2 separate regions of the Homo sapiens genome follow, and region 2 is linked to region 1. Evidence: read pairs that join two places in POLR2A ChIA-PET (ENCODE). Cell type or tissue: Panc1. All regions are shown on one strand. Region 1 holds the start of DNAH17-AS1 (DNAH17 antisense RNA 1). Region 2 overlaps AFMID (arylformamidase).

Region 1 (5,000 bases):
GCTCTGGCTCAGGAGGCGCAGGCGGGCAGCTGACCCTCTGCCCTCTCTAGGGGTGCTGGAGAAGCCGCTGGAGAAGAAATCGGGGAGGAACTACGGGCCGCCAGGCACTAAGAAGCTCGTCTACTTCATCGACGACATGAACATGCCCGAGGTGGACAAGTATGGGACGGTGGCCCCGCACACCCTCATCCGGCAGCACATGGACCACCGGCACTGGTTAGACGGGGCGGGGCCGGAGGGGAAGGCGTGGCCCCGGGGCGGTGAGGGCGGGGCCAGGGCGGGGCGCAGGAAGAGGCGGAGCCCCAGGGCAGTAGGGCAGGACTGGTGTGGGGCGGTGGGGGGGGTGCTGCAACGTGGGTAGGGAGACACGGGTCGTAGCTGGGCCCCCAAGTTTGTGGGGCCACAAGGCATTGAGGTAGGGCCAGGGTAGGGGAGAGGTTCTATCAGTTTCGTCCATCACCCATTTCACAAACATGCAGCAGTGGCCTAGAGCCCCCGCGGAGGGGGGGATCCTCCTTCCCCCCTTCCACCGAGGTGTCTGTCCCGCCGGGAGAGGAAGAAGCACATTACCCGGTAAAGGAAGAGCCCTGAGGAAAACCCCCAGTGCAGTCACAGAGGAGCCTCCCAGCTGGGAGCCCCAGCAGAGAGATGCCCCTGGGGAGATGGTGCACAGCTGGAAGCTGGCAGCAGTGTCCTGCTGGCTGTGGGACCTTAGAGGGAGAGCATTCTGGGTGGAGAGATTGCCACGTGTAAATGCCCTGCCACACGTGAAGAAGCCCAGGAAGGCCGGTGTGGCAAGGATGTGAGAGCCAGAGGCAGAGGGTGCCCAGGGCAGCTGCAGCCAGAATCCCAGGGCCTCGGGACAGAGTGCAGATTTTCTCCTAACGGCACCGAGAAACCAAAGGTGGCACGTTTAGGTTTGCAGTTTGGAAAGATGAGAACATTCAGTTCAGTTGTCTTTTTTTTTTTTTTTTTTTTTTTTTTTTTTGAGGAGAAATCTCGCTCTGTCTCTCAGGCTGGAGTGCAATGGCTCGATCTTGGCTTACTGCAACCTCCGCCTCCTGGGTTCAAGGAATTCTCCTTCCTCAGCCTCCTGAGTAGCTGGTAATACAGGTGCCCACCACCACGCCGGCTAATTTTTGTACTTTTAGTAGAGAAGGGGTTTCGCCATGTTGGCCAGGCTGTTCTCGAACTCCTGACCTCAGGTGATCCGCCCGCCTTGGCCTCACAAAGTGCTGGGATTAGAGGTGTGAGCCACCGTGCCCAGCCATAGTTGTCTCTTAAAATAAGCAAGTAGCTCAGGCCAAAAGAGCCTAGAAACTAGTCTGCTCGTTCATGAAGCCTGGCCTCATGCCGAGAAAGGCAGGCATGGGGGGTTAGGTAGTCTACTTGAGGTCATGGTCCTAATGAGTGGCGGAGCTGGGTTATTATTATTATTATTATTATTATTTCCAAGACAGAGTTTCGCTCTTGCTGCCCAGGCTGGAGTCCAATGGCGTGATCTTGGCTCACTGCAACCTCTGCCTCCTGGGTTCCAGCGATTCTCCTGCCTCAGTCTCCCAAGTAGCTGAAATTATAGGTGCCTGCCACCATGCCCACCTAATTTTTGTATTTTTAGTAGAAACGGGGCTTAACTATATTGGCCAGGCAGGTCTCTAACTCCTGACCTCAGGTGATCTGCCCGCCTCGGGCTCCCAAAGTGCTGGGACTACAGGCGTGAGCCACCACGCTCAGCCAGAACTGGATTTTGAGTTCAGATATGTCTGACTCCATCACTTGCCTTTTCCTCACTAAACGACACTCCCAGAGCTCACGACTATAGGAAGCCTACTCTGGGCTGCAGGCTGTGATGTGGGGACGGAGGCATCAGAGGTGGCTCCCTGGGGGAGGTGACAAAGCTGCCACTCTGAGGAGGGAGCCTGGAGAGAGTTTGACATCATTTGAGGAGAACCTAACGTGGTGTGGGGTGGGAGATTTGAGGGTACCCAGACAGGAGAGGAGGACAGGTGCATGCATGAGAGCCCACCCGTTCCTCTCTGCAGGCAGGTCTACTGTGAGGGCTGTGGCGGCTCAGCCTCGGTTTCCCTGCAACTCGCGAGGCCCCTTCCAAGGGTTGCACACGGTCATGTGCCCTTGTAAAATTTGTTTAAGATTTTTGCTTTCTTTTCCTCAAGGAGGAGCCTCCACATTCTTAAGCTTCAGCCCTAGGTCCACATCTGCCCTGGAGTTTACCCTGAAGGATCTTCAGGAGGGGTGGCAGAGTGAGATTTGAGTTTTCAAAAGATCCTTCTAGAATATCAGATTAACATGGCCCCACGACAACAGGGAAGGATGGACTGTTTAGTGGATGTGTCAGGAAAATGCTCACCTGTGGAAGAAAAAGGCAGACAAGGGTGGGGCCCGTGGGAAGGATGGGCCCGCAGGGAAAGGGTGAGCTGTGAGGTGGGCAGAAGCAAACAGGGACAACATCTGTGACCTGAGAAGTGTGCACAGGAGAGGACTGCGCAGGCAAAAGTTTCAGAGGCACACACAGAAGGGCAAAAAATTGATGGCTGTGATTTAAATGAAAGTTAAGGAATTTTGCTCAGTGAGAGACACCATGGACATATATAATGGAGAAATAAAAGAATGGAAGAAAACATTTGCAATGTATAAAATTGACAGTGGATTAATATCTGAAATATACAAGGAATTACTAGAAACTAACAGACGTCAACTTCCAACACACAAAGTGCATAATGGGGGAAAAAAACAAAAGTGCTGGGCGCAGTGGCTCAGGCCTGTAATCTCAACACTTTAGGAGGTGGAGGCAGGAGGATCACTTGAACCCAGGTCATATAGTGAGACCCTGTCTCTACAAAAACTTAGCCGGGCATGGTAGTGTGAGGCTGAGGTTGGGAGGACAGCTTGAGCCCAGGAGATAGAGGCTGCCGTGAGCTGTGTTCACCACTGCACTCCAGCCGGGGTGAGAGAGCAAGACCCTGTCTCGGGGGAAAAAAAAAAAAAAAAAAAAGTAACTAGTGTAGTGTGACATCAAGGAAATTATTCAGCTTATTTTATTTTATTTTTGAAATGAAATCTTGCTCTGTTGCCCAGGCTGGAGTGCAATAGCATGATCTTGGCTCACTGCAGCCTCCACCTCCCAGGTTCAAGCAATTCTCCTGCCTCAGCCTCCCAAGTAGCTGGGATTACAGGTGCCTGCCACCATGCCTGGCTAATTTTTGTATTTTTAGTAGAGATGGGGTTTCACTATGCTAGCCAGGCTGATCTTGATCTCCTGACCTCAAGTGATCTGCCCATCTCAGCCTCCCAAAGTGCTAGGATTACAGGCATGAGCCACTGTGCCTGGCCTATTCAGCTTATTTAATAATAGCAGCCATTAATAATTATCCTGATAACAGGGATGGTGAATATTTATTGCATACTTACTGTATGTCAGGTACTCTTCCCAGTGTTTTTTCATATGTTAGCTCATTTTATCCTCCTCATGACCCATTGCACAGGTGAGAATATTAAGGCACAGAGATGTTAACCAACTTCCCAGAGCCCCAGCACTGCTTAGGGGAAGAGCTGGAACATAAACCCCAGCCTGCTCTCTGAGCCACTCTTTTGCCTCTTGTTTCAAAATTTCTCTGGAGAGCATGAAGTCACAGCAGCTGCTTCACATATTATCAGTATCTGTGGAGGGTTTTTAAGACCACATGGAGTAATCCCAGCATTTGGGAGGCTGAGGCGGGCGGATCACAAGGTCAGGAGATCAAGACCATCCTGGCTAACACGGTGAAACCCAGTCTCTACTAAAAGTACAAAAAAATTAGCCAGGCATGGTGGCGGGCACCTGTAGTCTCAGCTACTCGGGAGGCTGAGGCAGGAGAATGGGGCGAACCCAGGAGGCGGAGGTTGCAGTGAGCCAAGATCATGCCACTGCACTCCGGCCTGAGTGACTGAGTGAGACTCCATCTCAAAAAAAAAAAAAGCCGGGGGATGGGGGGCGGGCGTGGTGGCTCACACTTGTAATCTCAGCACTTTGGGAGGCTGAGGCGGGCGCATCACGAGGTTAGGAGATCGAGACCATCCTGGCTAACACGGCGAAACCCCGTCTCAACTAAAAATGCAAAAAATTAGGCAAAGCTTGCAGTGAGCCGAGATTGTGCCACTGCACTCCAGCCTGGGCAACAGAGCGAGACTCTGTCTCAAAAAAATAATAATAAGGAGGGCATTCTTGGGAGCACAGTGGGGGCAGGGGATGGTTCCTCCAGGCCAGGGGCACAACATGAATGCTGGTTTCCCCCCTCAGGTATGACAGACATAAGCTGACGTTAAAAGATATCCATAATTGTCAGTACGTGGCCTGCATGAACCCCACTTCCGGATCCTTCACCATCGACTCCAGGCTTCAGGTAAGCAGAAACCATACTCATCCCCGTCACCTGCCATGAGTCTGAGGCTTGCTTCTGGCAAATGAGAGGAAAAGCTTTGGTTTAGGGTGTTAGGGCTGCAGGCCGACATTTTCTGGAGAACTCCTTAACTTTGCAGAATGTGTCAGAAAATTCCAGGGCATGGAGAGGATGAGCAGCTAGCCAGCCTTCCCTGTGACCCGGTCAACTGGCAGAGTTAGCAAATAAAATTGCAGTTAAATCCAAACTCCAGATAAATAAATATGTTTTTAGTCTAAGTATGTTACATACAATATTTGGGACATACCGTTCTTTTTTTGTTGTTTTGTTTTTGTTTTGAGGCTGAGTCTCACTCTGTCACCCAGGCTGGAGTGCAATGGTGTGATCTGAGCTCACTGCAACCTCCGCTTCCCGGGTTTAAGCAATTCTCCTGCCTCAGCCTCCCAAGCAGCTGAGGCTACAGGTGTGCGCCACCACACCTGGCTAATTTTTGTATTTTTAGTAGGGACGGGGTTTCACCATATTGGCCAGGCTGGTCTCGAACTTCTGACCTCAAGTGATCTGCCCTCCTCGGCCTCCCAAAGTGCTGGGATTACAGGTGGG
Region 2 (5,000 bases), 280 kb after region 1:
TGTGCTGTCTACCATGAAAGGGCTGCCAGGGATGAGGCCCCACCTGGGTGAGCACGTTGTCCTTCTGGGTCAGATTCTCAACAATTTCAAAGTGGTCCACATCGTGGAGCTCTTCAAATGAGGCTTTCCACTCTCCTTGACACAGGGTCTGGGCAGGGGAGACATGGGAAGAGGGGCCTGAGCAGTGGGAGGGGAGGTGGGGCAGGACATGGGGCCATGCCTGGCACAGGTCAGGGTTCACTCAGTACGTGTTAAATAAATGATGGAGGGTCTTGTCCACTTGGGTAAAAGAAAGAGGAAAATAATGAGCCCACATGACCCTCGACCTCTGGCCACAAACCTGCACTGGGAGTACCTGGTAAAACTCCCAGGACTGTCGGTGGAATTCGGGGGAGTCGAACTGGCCCACGACCACCAGCACACGGCAGGTGGGGTCCACCGGCTGTGCCTGGGCCACCTTCAGCTGGGGGCTATTCCTCTGAGCGTCCTCCCTGGGGTGGGGAGTGGACAGGGGTCAGGACAGAGAGGAGCCAGGCTCCTGGTGAGCCAGGGGAGGTGGTGGCCAAGTAACTCACAGGGTCAGCTGGAGAGCAACGTTCTGTGAAGTATACACGATGGGCTCCAGGTCAAAGACCCCACTCACCAGGAAAAAGCCTGTGAAGGTACAGAATTGTCACAGGGCCAGGCTCCAGGCGGAGCAAGGCAGGGCCAGCCCACCCCCACCGCCAGAGGGGCAGGACCAGGGGAAGGGGCACAGAGGAGGCAGAGAAGGCCTTGCTCAGAGGGCTCGAAGCCCTGCGGTCAAGCCACTCATGGCCGGGAGGATTTCAAGCAGTTGGCCCAAACCCCAAGGCTCATGGGGAGATGAAGGTTGCCCAGCCAGGCTGTAGCTCCCATGGAAACCTCTGAGGTTGGGCGTGACCCCATGCTTGGTCCAGTCGGCCAGGAGCATCATGGCAGCCAGGTGGGCCCCGGCTGAGTGTCCACACAGGTAAATTCCCCTGGGAGGGGTCAGAGCAGAGAGCTGGATTTGCACGCAGTTTCCCCACAACATCAGGCCCCCTTCGAAGAGTCCCAATTTGCTTTCTGCTCCACAGGCCAGAGGGGCAGCTTGGCTGTATCCTAGGTACTGATTGCACTGTCCTCCCACCCACTGAGGTCCAACAGGAAGAAAATCTACTGGCAACACCCACTTGTTGCTTGGATACCGCTTCTGGACAAACGCAACGCTGCGGGTCACCTGGTCTACCATGTGGTCCAGGGTGCCTGCACAGAGAGCATGAGCTGGGTCAGGGATGCACTTCCTCCTAAAGCCCACCGGCCCTCGGACCTGCAGCAACCACTCCTATTACCTTTGGGGGCGATGCCGTAAGCCACTATTACCACGGCCACTCCCTGTGCCGTCAGCGGGTGGACCATGAAGGCAGACTCATCCTTACTGCAGAGACACACAGATGTGACAGCTGGAGGCAGCTTGGCCACTACGCTGCTTCCTGTGTCCTGGACACACCACTTGCCAGATGTCCTGTCCACGCACAGCATCACCCCTTTCTGGTCCCATGTGAGAGAGTGAAGCGGACAGGCTCTCTCCCTGCCACATCACATGCTAGCTACGGGACCTTGGGGGAACTTCATGTAACTTTTTGTTTTCTAAGCGATAGGGCCTCGCTCTGTCGCCCAGGCTGGAGTGCAATGGTGCGATCATGGATCACTGTAGCCTCGACCTCCTGGGCTCAAGCGATCCTCCTGCCTCAGCCTCCCAAGCAGGAGTATAGGTGTGCACCACTATGCCCAGCAAATTTATCTTTTCTTTTGTAGAGATGGGGGTCTTGCTATGTTGACCAGGCTGGTTTCTAACTCAATCCTCCTGCCTCAGCCTCCCAATGTGTGGGATTATAGGTGTGAGCCACTGTGCAAGGCAATTTGTGTAACTTCTAAGCCTGGTTTTGTCATCTGTAAAATAGAGGCAATTATGTTCCCTCTCTCAGGGAACTGTTTTTGAGAATTAAAGACTAGCAGTGTAGAGAGTTTTGTGTGCAATAAATGTAAGCTTTTTTTTTTTTTTTTTTTGAGACAGAGTCTCGCTCTGTCACCCTGGGTGGAGTGCAGTGGCATGATCTTAGCTCACTGCAACCTCCGCCTCCTGGGTTCAAGTGATTCTCCTGCATTAGCCTCCCGAGTAGCTGGGATTACAGGCACACACCACCACGTCCAGCTAATTTTTGTATTTTTAGTAGAGACAGGGTTTCACCACGTTGGCCAGGCTGGTCTCGAACTCCTGACCTCAAGTGATCCGTCCGCCTTGCCCTTCCAAAGTGTTGGGATTACAGGCGTGAGCCACCGTACCTGGCCATTAAATGTAAGCTATTAACATGAACATGCTTGAAGGCAACTCTGTAGGAAGACCCTAGGGAACAGCAGTGTCTGCCAAGATCCCAAATTCCCAAATACCCACTGCTTAGCTTACAGTGACCAACTGTCCCATTTTACCTGGGACTCTCATTTTTTTTTCCTAAAGTACTGAAAACCCCATGTCCTGGGAAACCCCTCCTCAGTCCCAAGCAAACTGGGACAGTGGTTGGTCACTCTGGCTTTTCCCTTGATTCAAGAGGAGGCTGAACATGCTTCTCACTGGGTGTAGTGGGTTGAACTGTGTCCCCCCAAAAGATATGTCCAAATCCTAACCCCAGAACCTGTGACTATGACCTTATAAAAAAAAAAAAAAAAAAAAGGAGGCTGGTGTGGTGGCTCACGCCTGTAATCCCAGAACTTTGAGAGGTCAAGGCAGGAGGATCACTTGAGCTCAGGAGTTCAAGACCAGCCTGGCCAACATGGTAAAACCCTGTCTCTACTAAAAATACAAAAATTAGCTGGGTGTGGTGGCGTGCACCTGTAATCCCAGCTACTTGGGAGGCTGAGGCAGAAGAATTGCTTGAGCCCGGGAGGCAGAAGTTGCAGTGAGCTGAGGTCGCACCACTGCGTTCCAGTCTGGGTTAGAGTGAGACTCTGTCTCAAAAAAAAAAAAAAAAAAAAAAAAAGAGAGAGGAAGATTTGAGACCCAGGAACACCAGGATCACATGTGAATGGAGGCAGAGGCTGGAGCTATGCAGACACAAGCTAAGGGCTGTCTAAGGCCACCAGAAGCTGGAGAAGGCAGGAAGGACCCTCCCTAGGAACCCTGCCCACATTTGACTTGAGACTTCCGTTCTCCAGCGCTGTGAGACACAGCCCTGCAAGGAGTGCCCAGCTTGTGGCAGTTTGGTTGCGGCAGCCCTGGAGGAGGAGTCCCCCAGGGAAAGTGGAATCTCTCTTGCAGTCCACCATCCACATCCCCCGACTCACCTTCCGCTCTGCCAGTATCCTCCGTGAAAGAACAGGAAGAAAGGCAAGGCTGCAAAACCAAGCACAGGGCGTGTGAGCAAGGCCCGCCCTGCTGAGCTCTGCCACTGGACCCCCAAGCCCCGGGACCCCCAGCCCCTTCACCGACAACCTTCAGACGACTCGTCGGGGAAGTAAATGTCCACTTTCTCCCCTTCGCCGTCTCCATAGGGGACATGCAGCAGGCTCTTCCTGGTGGCCCGGGCCCTTGTGGTGGCTGTCTCAGAAATGGACAAGTCGCTGTCAGCACAAGCTCAGGTGGTAGAAATTTTTCTTTTCTTTTTTTTGAGACGAAGTCTCACTCTGTTGCCCAAGCTGGAGTGCAGTGGCGCGATCTCGGCTCACTGCAATCTCCACCTCCCCGGTTCAAGCGATTCTCCTGCCTCAGCCTCCCAAGTAGCTGGGACTACAGGTGCACGCCACTATGCCCAGCTAATTTTTATATATATATATATATTTTTTAGTAGAGACAGGGTTGTTGGCCAGGCTGGTCTTGAACTCCTGACCTCGTGATCCACCCACCTTGGCCTCCCAAAGTGCTGGGATTACAGGCATGAGCCACTGTGCCCAGCCAGGTGGCGGCAATTTCTATTTCAGCTCAGGTAGAAACATTCCAGCTGAAAGCTCCCTTAAGTTGGCGTGTTGAGCTTCAGCTCTGAGCACCTCCCATCGAAAGAGGACTGCCAGGCTGGGTGCAGTGGCTCACGCCTATAATCCCAGCACTCTGGGAGGCCGAGGCGGGTGGATCACGAGGTCAGGAGATCGAGACCACCCTGGCTAACATGGTGAAACCCTGTCTCTACTAAAAATACAAAAAATTAGCCAGGCGTGGTGGCAGGTGCCTGTAGTCCCAGCTACTCAGGAGGCTGAGGCAGGAGAATGGCGTGAATCCGGGAGGTGGAGCTTGCAGTGAGCTGAGATCACGCCACTGCACTCTAGCCTGGGGGACAGAGCGAGACGCCAACTCAAAAAAAAAAGACTGCCAGTCCTGACGTCTGTCAACAAGTGAACTGTGGTTCTGCGAGGACCCTTTTCAGCACGACTTTACTACACACTTATTATGTGCGCTATACTTTTTTGTTTTAAAGGACAGGGTCTCACTATATTGCCCAGGCTGGAGTACAGTGGCTATTCACAGGTGCAATCAAAGCATACTACAGTCTCAAACTCCCGGCGCCAAGCAATCCTCCAGCCTCAGCCTCCTGAGTAGCTGGGATTATGGGCCCGTGCCACCACACCTGGCTAATTTTTGTATTTTTAGTAGAGACGGGGTTTCACTGTATTGGCGAGGCTGGTCTCGAGCTCAACCTCAGATGATCCATCCACCTCGGCCTCCCAAAGTGCTGGGATTACAGGCATGAGCCACTGTGCCTGGCCTCTTGCTTTATTTTTTATCCTAGCATTCATCGTTTTTTTTTTTTTGCGACGGAGTCTTGCTCTGTCACCCAGGCTGGAGTGCAGTGGTGCCATCTTGGCTCACTGCAACTTCTGCCTCCTGGGTTCCAGCAATTCTCGTGCCTTAGCCTATATTTTCTAAAAATTAAAAAAAAAGTTATCTGGACGTGGTGGTGGACACCTATAATTCCGGCTACTCGGGAGGCTGAAGTGGGAGGATTACTTGA

What was found. Peaks named below come from ENCODE experiments on the same cell type or tissue, not always from the same donor. Only the 100,000 strongest peaks of a DNase experiment are listed, where the experiment ranks them.
Region 2: POLR2A ChIA-PET joins it to region 1 with 9 read pairs; 2 of 35 experiments call an interaction of 5 or more read pairs at or near these places.

Annotation. Positions count from the first base shown.
Region 1 is chr17:78,480,084-78,485,083 of GRCh38, reverse strand. DNAH17 (dynein axonemal heavy chain 17) reads left to right here. Exons shown (of 81, transcript NM_173628.4): 48 at 51-216; 49 at 4,298-4,400. DNAH17-AS1 (DNAH17 antisense RNA 1) reads right to left here and starts at 174. Exons shown (of 6, transcript NR_102401.1): 1 at 1-174. RefSeq lists a silencer at 142-371 and enhancers at 442-491, 522-661. In Panc1, no CTCF peak of the experiment used is centred here; no DNase peak of the experiment used is centred here; H3K4me3 peaks cover 945 bases; H3K27ac peaks cover 186 bases.
Region 2 is chr17:78,201,094-78,206,093 of GRCh38, reverse strand. AFMID (arylformamidase) reads right to left here. Exons shown (of 11, transcript NM_001010982.5): 3 at 3,491-3,595; 4 at 3,343-3,391; 5 at 1,353-1,438; 6 at 1,194-1,266; 7 at 904-1,001; 8 at 576-654; 9 at 356-491; 10 at 44-148. Among named protein-coding and RNA genes, the nearest start is that of BIRC5, 11 kb to the left of the region's middle. In Panc1, no CTCF peak of the experiment used is centred here; no DNase peak of the experiment used is centred here.